2 separate regions of the Homo sapiens genome follow, and region 1 is linked to region 2. Evidence: read pairs that join two places in POLR2A ChIA-PET (ENCODE). Cell type or tissue: CD4-positive, alpha-beta T cell. All regions are shown on one strand. Links, peaks and the distances in the headings refer to the core of each region. The heading gives the core; the rest is flanking DNA. Region 1 overlaps MBNL1 (muscleblind like splicing regulator 1). Region 2 overlaps LINC02917 (long intergenic non-protein coding RNA 2917).

Region 1 (10,381 bases), core at 1-8,000, 82 kb after region 2:
TAAGTAGAAGATACATGTTAATTTCTTAAAACATTTCATTTCTGTGCTAAGCTCTTTCAAAGCACTGGATGGTGATCTAAAGGTCACCAAATTCTTTGTCCCAAATTGGTAATTTTAAAGTAAACATAATTTCAACGTTAGGCCTATTTTGTTATTTGCTGAGAAATGTCTCAATGTCAACCAGGCAGTTCTCCTCTCTTATTAAAGTCCATGCTCAGAATGCCTGTGTAACCTATCCTTAGTGATAAACAAGGTGGCAGATAGATACATGATAAAACAAGTTTGCCATGTGCTCAATGTGGCTGACATTTATACTTCTCAGACCTTGCTATTTTAGGGAAGGTATCAGTATAACCAGGGCATTCTTTTTCCTGGAACTAAAAATCCTTAATAATCAGTCACTATTATAAACAGAATGATTTACATACAGGAATCAATAAACAGTTGCTTTTGGTTAATGGTTATCTGGAGTAGGAGGATAGTTATATTTCAAATAGAATAGAAAGCTTTATTGGAATACTTACATGTCTTTTTAGTTTGAGGACCTTACAAGCTTTTTACAAATAAATGGTTTAAAATAGTTTAAACAGAAAATGTCAGAACATTGATAGATTATGTTTTATTTAATATACAGAGAAAAATTCCCATGAAATAAAGACAGTTTTCAAGAAAAATATTCTATTTATAAATATTTACAACTTATTAGTTATTTAGATTGCCCGTGTCCATAAAAATAATACAGAAATTACACTATTTATGTCTTTAAATATAGCATGTTTCTATAAACTAGAGAATAATGTTGACAGTATTTTATTTTGCCTTTGTTAGTATTATGTGAAAGTCACACTTATTACATGCCTTTTTCTATTATTAGACTTTTTTTCCTATCTAGTTTTTGCCTTGTGCTATACAGTATGGTGAAAATCTATTTAGCTATGTCATTAAGATAATGCTTAGAAAATGCTAATTTTTAAGTAACTAAGATTAAGTAGTATTGGATATTCTTTGCCTTCTTTATTATTCTGTCATTGGGCTAATTTTAACTAGACAAATTTATTCCAAAGTATTTTGAGCCATTATTTGAACTTCATTGCTGTAACATTCAGGAAAAACTGCATTGTCTACCTAGTGGCATTCAGATAAGGCATTTGGTCTTAGGTACCTCTTCCAAAAGACTTTTAAGAGGTTTGATAAGCATAGCAAAAGTGAACGACGGAGGATACAAGAAAATCTTTGATCCAGGAGTAGTCTCTCTGAAGCATTGCATGACCTTTCCAAAAAATAATTTGAGAAGTGCCTAACAATAGAAAAATATATATTTTTTCCTTCAATAGGAAAGACTTTAGAAAAAATATACTCAAGTAGAATTCTGCATAATGCTTTCTGGGGGACCACATTTGCTGAAAATTGCCTACGGGAAATGACTTTCTCAGAGTGATATAGTTTTGAGGACTGAGATTTTAAAAGTAAATATTTTATTGGGAGCAATTAATTTAGGAAGAATAGTATTATGCCTATTCCTCTGTAGTTGATTAAAGTTTACTAAGTGCTGAGGTCTTTTCCCTTAAAACATTACTTTGCCATGTTAACAATCAGGTCATAGAGGAATGAATTCATCTTTTGTGTTTTGCTAAATAATCAGTTAACAAACATATTCTGAGCACGTTTAAAGTCAAAGGATTGTAGTAGGTCACAAGAGGGAGATCGAAAGTATAATTACATAGTGTCTTTCCTTCTTTGACATACAATTGGGTTGAGGAGAAAGACTTGAAAACTTAATGCAAGGCACTATACAAGTTAGTACCAAAGGAGGAAACTGAAAGAGGGAAGGAAATTCAAAGAAGGAAGTTTTTGTGGAACTGAATGGCAAGGGAATGCTGTGGGGAAGAGGGGGCATCTGTCATAGGCCCAAAGATTAAGCACTCTTTTCGGAATATGGAGTGACATAGTAAGAATAAGGTGGAAGTAGTGATGAAAGCTACCATATTTGAGCAGCGTCTTTTCTATGTGAGGCCTTGCTAGCTTATGTTGTTTTTGGAAAAAAACAGATAGACAACCTGGTAGTGATAGTAGACAATGAATGAATTGGGCCGGTGAGTCAGGAATCATCATCCTCTTAGAGGACACAGACTTAGAGAAATTATCTTATTTGCCTAAATCCACATAGCTGGTGATCAGCCGAACTGAACAGAAGCCAGGTCTTTTCATACTTCAAAACCAGCATTCCCCAACCCCATCCCTCCCCATCCCATGATTCTGTTGGGAATGAGTGTGGCATGTTTATGACATAGTAATTTTAAAACTTCACCCATACAACAACTGACATAAGTCAAGAAGATAGAAATTTTATTTAAAAGGCTGTCAAATGTATTTTCATCTTTTTTGCTTTGATGATGGGTTACAAATAGCGTATCGTTTGACAAATGCTTATACTCTGTTTCTTGGATTTGTAAAAAAAATAAAACAAACTAGGCCTCCCATCTTCAGTAGATATGGTATGGAGTTGCAGTATCATGATGTTGTAACAGTGCATTTCGCAGTAGGTAGACCCATTTGGGATTCCCTCAGAGGAAGCTTGTGAAGTTTGAAGATAATGTACTTTCTCACCAATAGTATGAGGCTATAAAATTTTCACCAAGAAATGATAGGGGCAAAAGTTTATAGATCATGGTTGTTTGATTATTTTATGCTTTTATGTTACATCATCTAATTTATACATCAGTCTCTGCTCTCTGTAACTTTACATGTGATGTAGCCTGTGACTTTAAAAGATAAGCTGTTAATTGTAGAGTTGTGCTGTTGGAGACCTGTCACTTTGCTAACAAATTCCTCTCTTCATAGAGCTATTTAGAACATATGGCAAATAAAATTATGTGATTATGTGTTTTTAGAGAAAAATTTATTTATATAAAATGAAAGTCTTTGCTTTTGGCTGCAAAAGAAAGCATCCTTAATAGCAAATATTGATTGCAGTGCCAGTGTGCCATGTATCATGCTATACCCTTTGGAGGAAAAAGAGGTAAGATGTGCCTGTTCTCAAAGTAATTTCCAGTATAGTGATAGAAATATTCACAAATAATGGACGGGCAAAACAAAGTGGGCACAAAGAAGCCAAGAATAAGCTGTTTGTGGGCAGAGTGTGGAATTTGCCTAAAACCATTCGGTAGACAGGTTAACTCTTTAGATACTTTGTATATATTGGAGAAGAGACAAAATCAACTCATAATTTATTAAAATGATGTGATTTGATATGTACACCATTTAGTTTTTCTGTTCAAGTATTTGGTAAATAAGTGTGATGCCAGCATAGTATCATCCTGGACTAGACAGAAGAAATTAATTTATTTCTGATGCTGGCAGTTTTGGAGAAAGGTGGGCACATACGGTTCATCTGAATCTTCCTCATGCTAAATTCTTGATTGGAAGCAGGTTAAAACACTCAGGTTAACGTTTATGTTAACAGAAAAGAAAAATCAGTCAGAGAGAGGTGCGTTGTATTTAACATTAATGACAGAGAATTTTAAATATGCACATGATTCTCTTTTTCCTCCAGCTTTTCTTTCTGCACAGGAAATAAAGCTGTATTTTGTAGGCCAGCTTCCAGACTTTGAAATGGTGAAAGTGCAACTGTGCATATTCTTCTATAAGACCCCATTCAGCTGTGACGTGTTGTTGTTTCCAAGATTTAATCTGCATTCTAGTTTAGAAAATTCAGGATTTTATTGCTTATTATTATTCATTTTTATTCATAAATATTTGTTTAAAGCCCATTACATATAAAGTTTTACTATAAGATTTTAATTGAAATTTTTAAGACAAATTAAGAATATGGTTTCTGATTTTCTGAAGTTTATGGCCTATAGAAAAAGGTCCATTCATAAGTGAAATAATAAAAGCAAAACAACAAAAGACTCGAGCTTTAGCCATTCTAGTAATTATTAAAATAGCTACTTTCTTCGTAGGAACTTATTATTTTACATGTGTGATCCCATAGCTCTTACACAATTCTGTGTGATTTAGGCATTGCTATCTTTCTGGCTCCCAAGTGAGAAGATTGAGGCTTGGAAAGATTAAGGTTAGGGGATTTGCTCAAGGGTCATATGATAAGGTACTACTGTGAGAGCTGAGATCTCAACCCAGGAGTTTTGCTGTTTTTCTGCTTGTTTATTTCCATCAGTATGGTATGAATTAGGCACACAAATACTCATTGCATGTAGATTTGGGACCTACTCCAAGTTAATTCTGGAAAGACTCAGTGAAGAAGATAAGATGTGGAAGAGGTTTTTTTTAAGCATTATGGTCATGAAAGAGCAGACTATGGAATGGACTTTGAAGTTTCACTAGCTTTGAAAGGAGGGGTATATCAAATGGCCTAATCTGCCTGTGTGGTTTGCTCAGTATTAGTTCTACTCATACCTAATACCCTCTGCCCCAGCACTCGCCAAGATCAGCAAAATCTACTTTTAGACTCAAAATCATTACCACCTGTGAAGTTTCTGATGTCGCTTCTGAGTGACATAGCACTCTGTCAATTGCTCTGTTGGATGGCTTTGCTGAATGGCACCTTTTAAGAAGTGCCTTGAGCCCCAAAAGAGTTTCAAATGCTCTTGTAATCTATTCAGCTGCATTATTGAAGATATTAGGGTAATTCAATTCATTTTTTCATCACTAAAACATAGAAATCTGTTGCCAACATTAAAATAGACAAACATATCATTGAAAATTTAATAGCTCTACATTCACTTGGAGATTTCCGATAAACTTTTCTCACTTTCCCCCAAATCCTTAATAATTAGAGCATGTCCATGTGTGTATGTGTGCATGTTTTTGTGTCATATCCCTATGTGTCTATATATATATTCCATAAATGATTGTGAAGTGGTACACAAGTTGTAGCTAAAAATGAAATAGAATAAATGTATGAAGCTAAGGGATCCATTCTCCAACTAATGCGTTAGTTGACAAATTTGCTCTGAAATATTGATACCATTTTGTGATTCCCTGTATTGAATACAAGTATGGGCTTGTGAAAATATAGTATCCACAGACCCTAATTAGAAACAAAATAAAGGTATTCTAATATACCTATGCAAATTTAAAGTTTTAACTTATTCATATAACAGTTTTCAGCTTGTCAGTGACCTGATATCAATGGATTTGAAAATGATTTTACCTTTAAGTACCAAGAATTCTTAGGGACATGTGTGTGTGTGTGTATTCAGATTAAAGATTCCATGCTAATATACTAATTTTTTGGCAAGAAAATTAAGCACCTGTATTTCAGTTTAATAGTACTGTGGTAAATGAAATATATTAAACATGCAGATTCTGTTACATTCACCTAATATTAATTTGAATTTTTAATATTCTAGGCACTGTGCTAGATATTGAATACATAATGGTAAACATAAACAGATAGTAAACAGTTATAAAATTTAGACATCTCTCAATTTTCAAATTGGCCATTGCAGAAATAGTGACATTTTATTAGGTTTTGTTGCCACAAGATTTTCAATAATTAAAAAAAAATTATTTATAGATGCCAGTAAATATTTATTTTACAGCATCTAGATGCCAGTAAATATTTATTTTACAGCATCTACCAATGTTAGATTTACTATGCACGAAGGAAGGATTTTATTTTCATGTAAAGAAAAATGCCATTTTATGCTTAGAATCAATGCTTTACAATTAAACAAGAGAAATAGCATCACAAAATAATACGGGAAGAGAAAACTCATTTTGAGTAGCAGCAAAATATTGTGAGTTTAAAAGGTCAGGCCAGTACAGGAGGCTCCAGTTTTGCCACTCACTATGCAGAATGCTGTGACAGCCAGGGCTGATACAGCTGAAAATATCTGCAGCTTTGGAAGCCTTGTAAGTTTCAGAAGGTCATTTTGGCATCATGATAGGAGCACAGATTCACATGGAAGGTCAAACTGGACAGCCAGGCAGGAAGATAGGTTGCTGAACCCAGTGCTTGTAGATTTTAGAGCAATCACCAACTGCAGTAACTGAGTTTTTTAATTCAATGCAGCCATCTTTCATTGTAATGTTTATTGGGGAATGAGCTTTACTTGGTGGGGAAATTATAAATTACCTTCTCTCTTCTGAAACCTAAGTGTTGCATCTACAACTTTCCCTGGTATCAAGACAAATGTTACTTTAATTTTATTTACGTGTGATATATACCCCATCAAGCTTACAAAAGTAAAGTGCACATCAGATAGGACTGTTGTTGTTGTTGGTGGTGGTGTTTTTAATCAATTAGAAGGCAAAGAAATGAAACAAGTACTTATGATGAAATTGAGCACTAAATTTATCTCTCAGCTTCCTGGCAACTGAAGCAGAAGCTTTAGGAAGTGAAAAAGTCCTGAGTTTATTTAATAAGATTTCTTCAGATCCCATACACTGTCTTATTCTTAGCCCTTTGGGTGTTTAGTTAAATATACTGACTCTGCCCTTGGGTGAAGTCTTGAATGGGTGAATTCCAATTACTAAAAAAGTGAAGGCTGAATTCTTTAGCCTGCCTTTAAGGCCCTTACTGATTTGGCTTCAGCCCAAAGTTCCAGGGTCATCTTCTGCCAGCCCCATTACATACAGGTGTTCCATACAGACCAGTTCTTCCAGTGTTGATATGCAGTGCTTTCCCACATCCCTGCCATTACTGTCTGGATTTCTACAGTTTGGATTTCTACTCCTTTTTGTCTCTAACCAAATGAAACTTGTCCTTCCAGACCAACCTTCCATTTCTTATCCCTTTTGAAACTAACCTTGACCTCTCTCTTTAACTTACCAAGCTTTCTTGTTACCTCTACTGTGTACTTCTCGCTTCCTTTTTTATATATAGTTATTTGTGTGTTAGTTTTATACCTTTAATTAAACATCAAATTCTTAAAGGCTGGATCCAAGTATTCTCGCTATATCTAGGCTACATATAAAAGGTGGTCAATACACAGTTAATATAATCAATACACATATTTTATGTGTATTATATATTGTTAATGAATATATTCATTTAATAAAGTTACTGTTGAATGTATTTGAATTTCTTGAAGGAAAACATTTCTTTTCCTAGGATAGTAGGGAACAAAGAAAGAAAACCTAAAAAAAGAAGCACAATTAGAGAAACACACTCCTGTAATTTTTCTCAAAGGAAATATTTTGAGACAGCAGAACCAAGATTATAATTTTTTTTAATTGTTTTGACTTTGGGTTTTCTTTTTATAAGTCAGCTTAATATTTGTGATTTCTCTGTGCCAAAAAGTAACCAATATTAATAGAGAACAGCTTTAGTACATGTAAAAGAAAAAAATCCTTTATGTCATTTCAAACCCTCAGTGCTTTCTTTCTGACAGATTTTTAATGGTTTTATCAGCTGTTAATTAGGTTGGTGCAAAAGTAATTGCAGTTTTAAAAAAAGATCGCAAAAACTGAAATTACTTTTGCACCACCCTGATAAAAAATTGGCCTGACTATATTGCTTTGAAATGTTTCAGACAGTATTCTGTCTCCTTCATTGCTCTTCAGATACTGTTTTAGCAGTTTATCTAGATCAGTCTTACTGTGTGCATAGTCAGCATACATCAGTTTTATACTTTTAAAGCGGCATTGCATTTTACCTACGTGGAAGTTTTCTGCAGACATATTTTAAGCTTCTCTAAGAAAAGCTCTGAAGAAAATGTAGGCTCCTGTTGCTCGGAGGGCTGATGAATAAATTTAAAAAAATCATGCTCAAAGACCACTTCCTTGACAATTAATCTTTCAAAATCAGCTACGGAGTATCTAGAACTTCATAATCTATTCAAAATTGATTAACAATCTTAATTGAGAAGACATTTGTATCTGAAGTGTAGAATTTTCTTGTCTCCAGGTATACATTATTAATGTTTAGTGTCTACCCCATGGACATAAAAGAGCAATAGCATCCGTTCTCAGCTCTGTAAAAGAGACCATCTTATCTTCTCTAGAATCAATATTCAGGGGTTTCTCCTTCACTTACACACACCTCACTCTGAGCTAACCACAAGCAATGCAGTAGTGGTACCTCCAATAAATCCCACTCACCCCCTATCTCTCTCCCTTCTTTTGGCTTCTGTTGTATATATTAGTAGTCATTGTCATTTCTACCAAGTTTGGTATTAAATTGCTAGCATGTATCGTGTATCGTGAATGAAGTTTTACATTTGAAATCAGAAGAGCTGATTTGGAGTTCTGGTTCTTCCATTTATTTAGCATAGGGATTTTAATGGGTCAGTCACTTAACCATGCAAGCCTCGCCTCAATTTATTTGTTCACAAATGAGCAAAATAATATAACCAACCATCTCTTAGAGTTGTGAGGAACAAATAGTAATTAGGATGAAAATAAATTGTATGTCAACATATAAAATATTATTTGCTATTTTTGAATAATAGAATGTATAAGTTGTTGGGAAAGTAAATTTCTATGCTTGGCTTCTTCAGTGGAAACTTTTTTTTTTTCAATTTTTTTTTTTTTTTTTGAGACAGGGTCTCCCTCTGTTGCCCAGGCTGGAGTGCAGTGGCATGATCTCATCTTACTGTGGCCTCCCGGGCTCAAACAATCCTCCTGCCTCAGCCTTCCAAGTAGCTTGTACTGCAGGCATGCACCACCATGCCTGGCTAATTTTTGTATTTTCTGTAGAGACGGAGGTCTCACTGTGTTGTTCAGGCTGGTCTCGAACTCTTGGGCTCAAGCAGTACTCCCGCCTTGGTCTCTCAAAGTGCTGCGATTATAGGTATGAGCCACTGTGTCCATCCTGAAACTTTTTTTTTTTTAATTAAAGAACCAAATGAACACCTTGCAGATTTTATGTATAAGCCAGAAAGAAAGCTCAGTACATGTATAGAATGTAGCACAAGCCAACTTTTCAAAAATTAATCTTTTTAAGGGGCATTATGTAATGAAGGAGCATACATTTTTAGTTTTATCCAGGATAAAAGTGGTTCTTTTTCCCCCATTAACTTTAACACAGAGGTTTTACTTTAATTTAAATTCCAAGGACTAGGTTTTTGTTGTATATGAAGAAAACGATTTGACTAAATCCAATGTAAATGTTTTTCCTTATTCTTTGGGGGCACACACATACACACATTAATCCTTATTTTATATTTTATTTATAATACAAATATTTAATTATATTTTATTTATAATACAAATATTTAATTATATTTTATTTATAATATAAATATTTATATTTTATTTATAATATAAATATTTAATTATATTTTATTTATAATATAAATATTTATATTTTATTTATAATATAAATATTTATATTTTATTTATAATATAAATATATTTTATTTATAATATAAATATATTTTATTTATAATATAAATATTTATATTTTATTTATAATATAAATATATTTTATTTATAATATAAATATTTATATTTTATTTATAATATAAATATTTAATTATATTTTATAGGTTGAATAGGTTCCTTGTTTATCTTTTTTGCAAAATAATTTTATTGTTATAAATTGTTCTTATTATAAGCAATAAATAAGGAACCTAAATATCACAATCTGTAAAGCATTTTATTTGTGTGTGATTTTATATGATAGTTCATTAGACATTAGATAGGAAAGTATGGAAAGTTTTGAGATTGCTACATGATTGCTCTTTTAATTTGTCCAATGTATTCCTTTAAATGTTGTGAGGGATTTTTTTACCAGTGAAGTAGCTTTTGCATGCTAAGTTGTAGTGAACTGCTGGGCAGAACTAAAACATAAATGGTTTGAGGCATGATTAATAGTTGTATATGGTGGCCGGGCGTGGTGGCTCATGCCTGTAATCCCAGCACTTTGGGAGGCCGAGGCGGGTGGCTCACGAGGTCAGGAGATTGAGACCATCCTGGCTAACATGGTGAAACCCCGTCTCTACTGAAAATACAAAAAGTAGCCGGGTGTGGTGGTGGGTGCCTGTAGTCCCAGCTACTCAGGAGGCTGAGGCAGGAGAATGGCATGAACCCAGGTGGAGCTTGCAGTGAGCCGAGATCACACCACTGCACTCCAGCGTGGGTGACAGTGTGAGACTCCGTCTCAAAAAAAAAAAAAAATGGTTGTATATGGTGTAGTATCTTAGAGTGATGTGCAGTGGCATGCATGATTTAAAATAATATTAATAATCATAACAGAGCTTTTTTGTAACATTTTATAAGCATACTACCTTGCTGAAGTAGTCGATGGAATATAATCAAAGATTGTGTCACCAAATCTTTAAACAGGACATTTTATCAGAGAAGATACTCTGGTTTCTTAGGTAAAGTTATAGGGTAGAAACACAGTAAGCAGTCTCTGGTAAGAATAATATTTTAGCCTTGATTGATTATGGTTGCCAAAATTTAATGGAAT
Region 2 (8,550 bases), core at 551-8,550:
AAACATTTAAAAAATTAAAAATAAATAGATCTTGCCTCCAAGCAGTTTACAATCTAGGATCATACCTAAAATCTGTAAGTGTTGTTAATTACATTAAAAATATTCATTACTCAGGTTAGAAGAAGAAATGAAGGAGTATATCCACTTTGGCTACCTGGGAAGTGTATTCTCTCTATGGGCAATTCCCTCACACTATGTAATGGACACACTTGTGTTTTTTATAAACTTCAGTGCATTTGAAAATGCTGTTCTTTATGACTGAACTGATTTCCATCGAATCTTTGCTTGGCTAATCCTGCCCATGCTTCAGGTCTCACAGTTTTACCAACTGAGAGATTGAATTAGATCGCCAGTTTCACTCTCATAACTCTCCAGATCTTGCCTTCCAAGTGTCTATCATAAGTTTTTAGTTTTATATTTAAGTTGGTGTTTTTTGTTTTTTGTTTTGTTTTGTTTTGAGATGGAGCCTCACTCTGTTGCCCAGGCTGGAGTGCAGTGGCGATCTCAGCTCACTGCAGCCTCCGCCTCCTGGGTTCAAGTGATTCTCCTGTCTCAGCCTCCTGAGTAGCTGAGACTACAGGCACCCGCCACCACGCCCAGCTAATTTTTTGTATTTTTAGTAGAGACAGGGTTTCACCGTGTTAGCCAGGATGGTCTCGATCTCCTGATCTGGTAATCCACCCACCTCGGCCTCCCAAAGTGCTGGGATTACAGGCGTGCGCCACTGTGCCCGGCCGGTGTTTTGTTTTCATTTACTAAAAACTCCATGAATGCAGGGAAGCATCCTTCATTGCTGTTCACTGGCATCTCCCCACTTCCTATTTTAGGACTAGGCCCAGGGTGGCACTTAATAGGTATTTGTTAAATAAATATCATTAAATGAAAATCCTAATGGAAGTGGACATAAGCAATAAGAAGTTAAAAGGGAGTAAGTGTAAATAAAAAGACTGAACAAACCTGTTAAGTTATTAGAAAATAGTTGGCCGGGCTTGGTGGCTCACGCCTGTAATCCCAGCACTTTGGAAGGCCGAGGCGGGCGGATCACGAGGTCAGGAGATCCAGACCATCCTGGCAAACATGGTGAAACTCTGCCTCTACTAAAAATACAAAAAATTAGCCGGGCATGGTGGCGGGCTTCTGTAGTCCCAGCTACTCGGTAGGCCGAGGCAGGAAAATGACGTGAACCCAGGAGGCAGAGCTTGCAGTGAGCCGAGATCGCGCCACTGCACTCCGGAGTGGGCAAAAGAGGGAGACTCCGTCTCAAAAAAGAAAAAGGAAAATAGCGAAGAGCCCAGTTTGTCTGGAAAGTGGGTTTTGACTTATACTAGGAAATAGAAGGAATTGAAGTGCTTGGTGGGGAAGCCATATTGTAGAAGGAATTAAATAGAAGGAATTAAACTGCTTGATGAAGAAAGCCATATTGTAGAAATACTTGAGACCCTAATTGGGGAGTTTCTATGTCATTTAGTAAGTAATGAATGGGGAAGGTTGTTGTTAGACTTTTTTAAGCAGGTAACTGTTTAAAAAATATATATAAGAAAATACAAAATTGTATTTTGAACAGAAGTGCTTCTAAGCAACTTACGGGCTTGATTGAAGCGCTTTATGGGAGAGATGATTGTCTAGGCAGTATATTTAAAGAAAGTTAAGGCATGAATTTGAATTGAGAGAGAGGATTTGGGGAGGAGATATAGGAGCAAAGATGAAGACAAGAAAAATACTTGAAATTTTGTTAATAGAGTGATTTAATTTAGTCATCTAACTTGTCAGTTTTGGGGAAAATTTAAAAAAAAAAACAACCCTTCTCCTTTTTTTCTAATCTTCTGTTGAATTAATAAACTATTAACTACAGTACATTTGCCTAAAACAGGAACTTAAAAGTTGAGAAACATGCTTAAGTTCAGTCTACACTAACGACATGCAAGTTTCATTTTCAGTCATGTTAGCTAACAGAACTGCAAAGAGAGACTAAATCTTTGATAATGTGTTTTTTGGAGTGATTTTTTAAATGGATTATACAAACGTTACCATTCACTAGAATTCATATTACTTAGAGGCATCTGAGCACATTTTGAAATGAAGTGTTTCAGCAGAGAAAGAAAATCCTCACCCCCACCAAAAAGAAAAAAATTGGGGATTTAAAAAAAAATTAAAAAATAAAATAAGTCCATCCTTGGAAAAGGCTTTTTAAAAATAAATTAGATGTATGAAACAGAAACAAATGAAACAAAATTTTTTTGTGTGTTTAATCAGCATCTAAGAGGTTTATTAAATTGCCTTTCTAATGTTGATATAAGGCAAAAGTGCAACCACTACTTCCATTAAAGGGAGAAAAAAATGCTAGAATAATGTAGAAAAGAAATTATTTCTGTGCACTCTATGATAGGCTGATCATTTCACATCTTGGCATATTGCTGTTGAATGTGGCATGCGAAGTTGGACGATAGTAAAAAGATTGTTGAAACTCAACGATTACAGCACATGCTTTAAAACTCAAGGGTTTCTATTGCTGGGTTTGTGACTCAGATGTCATTCCTAATAGGGTTATTTTGTGTTGCTGCTCAGTTTTAAACTCTTACTACTTAATCTCTGAAGATGAATAATAGTCTACTTCAGATCCTTCATCCATTTTGAGACTTTCTTTCAAACAAACTACACAAATGATAAATCAAACTAATGTATATTAGCAATCATTTATGATTTCAACATGCATCCTATAACTGTACTGAGTGGTGATGATGAAAATAATAAGAAAATATACCTGTCACAAGACAAAATTACCACAAATTTAATTAAGATCTTAATTAGCTTTTACTTGTGATTCTAGCATCAGGCAACACGTTGTTTTATAAAATAGAATGGATGTTTTGATGAGCCAAGCAGAGAAATTTGGCTTTATAGACAGAAAAGGGCTGAAGAAAGAAGAAACAGAACAACAACAAAAAAAATGGATTGGTTGCTTCAAAGTTAAAGGTTAAAGTGAAGGGGACTTCCTTGTCATGCCCACTGAAACTGGCCTGTTTGGGGATTTGAATATTATCTCTCTCTCTCCTGATTGCTTGGAAGGTTAGATAAACAACTTGGTTTCAGCTTGGTAGTATGGAGCTTTAACGTGAATAATTCCATTTTGGTTTGGTCTCTTGGGCCTAGTACAGGAGCTCAGTTCAAACCAACGGCCTCCCGTAAATTGTATTTGACAAGCCCCAAAAATAACTTTTAGTGCTCTATCCTCTACTTTGATAATTATTCAGAAGAATATTCAATGCATGAACCTAACTATGTAAAGCAGCAGGCATACAAAAATATTTTTTTCTCATGCCAAGCATATTATAGACACTATTCCTGAGATTTGAAAAAAGAAACATGTGTGCCACAGGTAATGTAAACAATATTCCTAGATATTTTTTGTTATCTCATGGTGGAAAAAAAATTGGCTTTGCTGCAAGCTGATTAGGAGATGAAGAATAAATATTATTTTGCAAAGAAATTCTGTTTATCTATCATAGTAATTGCATCACATTCACTTCTTTTTGTATTAAACTTTTGTTCCTTATATTAAAAAATCTCTTGGCAAAATGTTCCTAACTTTTCCCTTGCTTCCACATAAATAATTGAGACACAGAAGGTATATGGTCTGACTGACTTTAGGAAAAATATCTACCCTTAATAAATGAGAAAATTCATTGAAACGGCTCCTCACATTGAGTAGGATGAGTAAGCAGTCAACAAACACATTTTAGCTAGTGCTAGCATCAGTGAGGGCACCATCAAGCTTTGGACAAGGTAACACAATTTAGATTCTGACTGCCTGGCCCACAGTTTCCCATGTCTTGAAGAAGCAAATAGGACTTTCAATCAGTAATGTTAACAGCTTCTTTGACTTAGAAAAAAAAAAACTGTGGAAGAGAATATCAAGTGAAACAAAGCAACATTTATAAATGTGAATCTAAAGAAAGTTTTGCTCTCTTTTATTTCCTATTGTTTTACAAGCATATTTGCTTTATTTCACATTGACTAGTCATGTTAAAAATTGAAGAAGCTCATCACTTTGTGTTTATGTTGATGTTAGAAAAAGACAAGACAAAAACTCTGTTCCATAAGCCAAAAAGTTGCTGATATCAAATATGCCTGTGTAATATAGGCATCCCCCTTAATATCACCTTAAACATTTATGTACCGTTTAAATCTCTGTTACCTTGAGAACTTGGTTTTGGGGGTTTTCTGTTTTGGTTGGTTGGTTTTGATTGTTTTGGTTGAGTTTTTGTTTTTATTTTTTAATCTGTAAAATGAGTCACAGCTTCCTGACAGAAGAGAAGGAAAGACTAATGTGTTAATATTTTAAAAGAACACTCAGGTAAGTACTCTGCTTACCTCCCTGTAAGTCTTATGGGTATTGTAAACAGCAAATGGATTAAGAAGACTAGAAAGGCATAAACACATGCTTTGCATGTGATTTTATAAGATTATTGCAAAAATGAACTCTCCGTACACAGGCTAATCGGAGACATTACAGGGTTGCTGAAAATGCTCTGAAGAAAGCAATCATGTCACATGGTGCAGTAAACAAATGCTGGAGTTGTGGAGTTTTGGGGGTTGGGTTATTGTCAAGAAAGCAGAGTGCTGGCTGGCATTGATGTAACTGTAATTATTTATAATAGAGCTTCTCAAAAATTAGCTAGTATTCCTGGATGATAAAACATAAGACTGTTGGGCCCTATGTACAAAGTTTCTGATTCACTAGGTATGGGTTAGGTCCTAGAATTTCTAATACGTCTCTAAGTGATGCTGGTGTTTATCTAAGTGATGCTAGTGTTCCTGATGAGACCATTGAAAGAGGAGTTTAAACTAAATTAAGAGCAGGTAAGGAATGTAAATATGAGAAGCTGTCACAGTAGAATGTAGTGAAACTTTGACAAGAGAGAAGTATGCCCCTGCCTAAAGTATTCAAGTTGAAAATAAAATAGTAATACCAACAACAATTATAATAAACGCAGTTTTAAGCAAAATTAAAGGATATGAGCCTGATTCATCCTGTCTGCTTCTTGAATTTCAAGATTTCTTAGGGTCCTTCTCTAAATTTTTATATACTCCAAGTACAAACTTGATTATGACTTTATTGAATTTGGTCTCTATATTTTCATAGCGGAAAACTGAGGCTCATGGAGAAAATTAGAAAATTTAGTGAGAAAGCCACAGTGAAAAATCTCAAAAAGAGGGACTTTTCAAAAATAATTACAGACACCTAGGAATTTAAGAGGTAGGCTGCCACTTGCTGCAGGAAGCTCAGGAGAAACTGATAAAAGTCCTGGACAACAAGTATTAATAGCTTGTTGTAAAAGTATCCAAGGGCTGGCACTTAAGGAAAAGAAAGCCAATATTTATTGGAGGTCTATGATATGCTGTAATTTCTTCTAGGCATCTTTTAAATGTTTTTCTCATTTATCTTCACAATTATTCTATAAGATGGTATTGTTAGTACATTTTACAGATAGGAATCTAAAACTCAGAAACATTAAGAAGCTTGCCTGATGTCACATATCTAGTAAATGTGAGATCTGGGAGCTGAACAGAGGCCTGTCTTTCTCCAGTGACCATTTGGTTTTTGTTATATCACTGGCTTCTGCTCAGCCGCAAAATTGAGAACATGAGAGAACTGTTTCTACATGAAACCCCTCCCTAAGTCTACTTTTCTATCTGAAAAAAGAAATTAGCAAATTCTTTTCAGATAGTCAAATAACAGAACCATTATCATCCTGGAAGACAGACAGTACTTTTAATTATTTTATCAAAATACTCCGGAGAAAGGAAAGTAAAATGCAAAGAGCATAAGTTTTAGCAGCCAACTAAGCTAAATTTAAATCATGGTTTCATTACTTCTTGTCAGTCTGCTTTTCTCAGTAACATACCAGGGTGAGGTAAATTATATCTAAGTAATATGAGAATAAACAGACCTATATGACCCAACTTAAATTTAACTGATATAAATAAAATGTTCAAGCATAATCGCTGCCATATTACAGATGTTATAGAAATATTATTTCCTTCTACCTTTGTCTAAGTTAATATGATAAGCCAAAACACTCAGAAAATGCTCTTACTACTTGTTAGCAACTCACTTTTGTTTTTCTCAGCAGTCCCTTATCTGAACTCTTTTACTTTTGTTTCCTGTTCCATTGGTCTCTTCTGCTTTGCAATGCTTCTAATGCTTCTAATCTTTTACTGAGCAAAAATGCCTTTGTCTCATACTCTCTTATAAAATACATATTAGCCCAGATCCTAACATTCTCTAAAGAAAAGATGCTACTGAATGCAATGTTTAAGTAGCCTGAAATTGCACCTGCATTATCATATTTCATACTTTCATATTTTTGTTTATATTTCTTTGAAATTAGTTTTAGTCTTTCCTGTGTATAAGAATAAATATGCTCATTGTAGGAAATACTAAAAATGCAGAATTTTTGTAAAGTCCTCCAAAATTCTGCAACTCAGAAAAACCTCCACATTGTTAGTATTCTCAAAAAAAATTTTTTTTTTGCAGGCTTCCTTTCACTGGCTTCCTTTCACTGTGTGTGTGTGTGTGTGTGTGTGTGTGTGTGTGTGATCATAATTGGCTTCTAAATGGGTTATTTCACTTGAAATAATACCATATTCTTTTTCTTTTGTCATTAGAAAATAATTTAATAACATAGTTTTTAATGGCTGCATAATAGTTCATCATATAGCTATCCCTGCTTTATTTGTTTATAATCTCTCCTGGGAAAAGCACTGCAATACAAATATCTATTTAAATTGCCATTGCTTGAAAAATAGAACTAATGAGAAAAGACACAATTACAATGCATATTCAGTCTCATAATTACAGAGTTTGTACAGCTGTGGCTTTGGCAACAGAAGAATTAATTAAAATATCAAAAATTCACTATCATTCACTAAGTGACTCATGAATAGTTTTACAAGTTTATATTGTATATTGTTCTTATGAAAATGTTCATTGATATACCATTTTGTTATTGTTAGGAAGGAAATAATTTTCTATAAATATTTGTTGAGTAAACAGAAATAAAAAAGACTTTTGTATCTTTATATTCCTATGGTACTAAAAATATTTTCCAAGAAGGGAAATACCATTTCCTAACATTACACAAAATACATATGATAGATGGACAGAGGTTTATATAGTCATTGAAAGAATATTTCAGATTTTAAATTTTAATTACTTTGTTCATATTCAAATTCCTCTATCAATTCTTTATTCACAGCTGCTATGTGAATCCAAGCAAATTTTTCATCTAGAGACCCTCTCTTGCAAAATCTTTAAAGACAGTTGAACTAAACAATTCTTATGTCCATGTCAGCCCTAAAATCCTACATTTCTGTGTTCTAACAGGTTAATTAATATGGTTTCTAAATCAAAGCATAATAAAATTATATTAGGTACCTTGTTTTTGAGGATGAAAGAGAATATGCTCAAAAAGCTTTATTAATATTTTTCAGGTATACTGCTATATGTCAGCTAAAACTTTGGAAATTAAATAATTACATAAAGTATTATGACTATAACTGCTGATTATATAGAACACATGTAGGCACAAAACATGCATCTAAAAAAGATCTTGCTTACTTAAAAAAAAATCCTGTTTTTAGAGCACTATTTGTTTTGATAAGATAAACCATTTGTGTAAGGCACAATGAATGGCAAAATTCTTTTATCTTATCAAATAGAGGGTTACATAGGAAAGGATGCATTCTCCAGAATTTTGATAGTGTAAAATATTTAATACTGTAAGAGTTCTTAGTGGATCAGTAAAGACATACCATGAAAAGTTATTTTTGAGGAGTACTTAAGCAGTTACAGTGTTATCATATGAAGGCAAATTATAATATTCCTTCTTACTAGCCAGGCCTCCATGTACTTTTTGATCTTTTCCCTAAATGCATTTCATATTCCTTGGTTATATCTGAAGAAAGCCAATACCTTTAGTCCAAACATAGGAGAAAAGTAATCGGGGCTTTCACTGCAATCCAGTAGATGAATACATTATTTATTGATAACCTTTGTTATGTGTACACAGCTGGGGATGGAGGTGTGGTCAAAGTGTGGTAGAGATCACCAGAGGACACTTCAGACACCACTAGGACTGGTATGGCTTTCTCCTCTTCACTCCTGTTTTAAAGATTGCTCAGACTTTTTCAAGAAATGTGTAGAAATATGTTTGAGGCTCAGCATGCTTCTCTTATTTTGCTGATGAAGAGTCTCTGGCATTAGCCAGACTTCTTGGAATAGTAATATTTTTTAATAGCAAACTAACATGTCCTCTAACAAAAACCTTCCCTTCCCACTTTTTTTTAACCAGTTTGCTGAGTATCATGTTAGTATTCACTTTTTTCTTCATAAGAGCCTAAAATGCCTTGCATTTTGGCAAAGTGAATTTATTTTATTTTTTAGCTTCTACATTATTTAAAACAAAAAGTGTCGACTGCTTGAACTTTCATTTTTATATCAATCAATATTTCCTGGTCTCCTTTTCAAACGAGCTGACTTTTCTGAAG

The links. ChIA-PET counts read pairs that join two places held together with the same protein. Peaks named below come from ENCODE experiments on the same cell type or tissue, not always from the same donor. Only the 100,000 strongest peaks of a DNase experiment are listed, where the experiment ranks them.
Region 1: POLR2A ChIA-PET joins it to region 2 with 12 read pairs; 11 of 35 experiments call an interaction of 5 or more read pairs at or near these places.

What each region holds. Positions count from the first base shown.
Region 1 is chr3:152,277,144-152,287,524 of GRCh38, forward strand. The region is part of intron 1 of MBNL1 (muscleblind like splicing regulator 1); the gene reads left to right. Among named protein-coding and RNA genes, the nearest start is that of MBNL1-AS1, 13 kb to the left of the region's middle. In CD4-positive, alpha-beta T cell, for the core only: no CTCF peak of the experiment used is centred there; no DNase peak of the experiment used is centred there; H3K4me3 peaks cover 4,333 bases; H3K27ac peaks cover 5,038 bases.
Region 2 is chr3:152,195,086-152,203,635 of GRCh38, forward strand. All of the region lies in intron 1 of LINC02917 (long intergenic non-protein coding RNA 2917), which reads right to left. All of the region lies in intron 1 of LOC101928166 (a long non-coding RNA gene), which reads right to left. Among named protein-coding and RNA genes, the nearest start is that of LINC02917, 6.1 kb to the right of the region's middle. RefSeq lists a silencer at 7,895-8,189. In CD4-positive, alpha-beta T cell, for the core only: no CTCF peak of the experiment used is centred there; DNase peaks (open chromatin) are centred at 3,016, 4,236, 4,546, 6,576 and 4 weaker places; H3K4me3 peaks cover 6,157 bases; H3K27ac peaks cover 6,380 bases.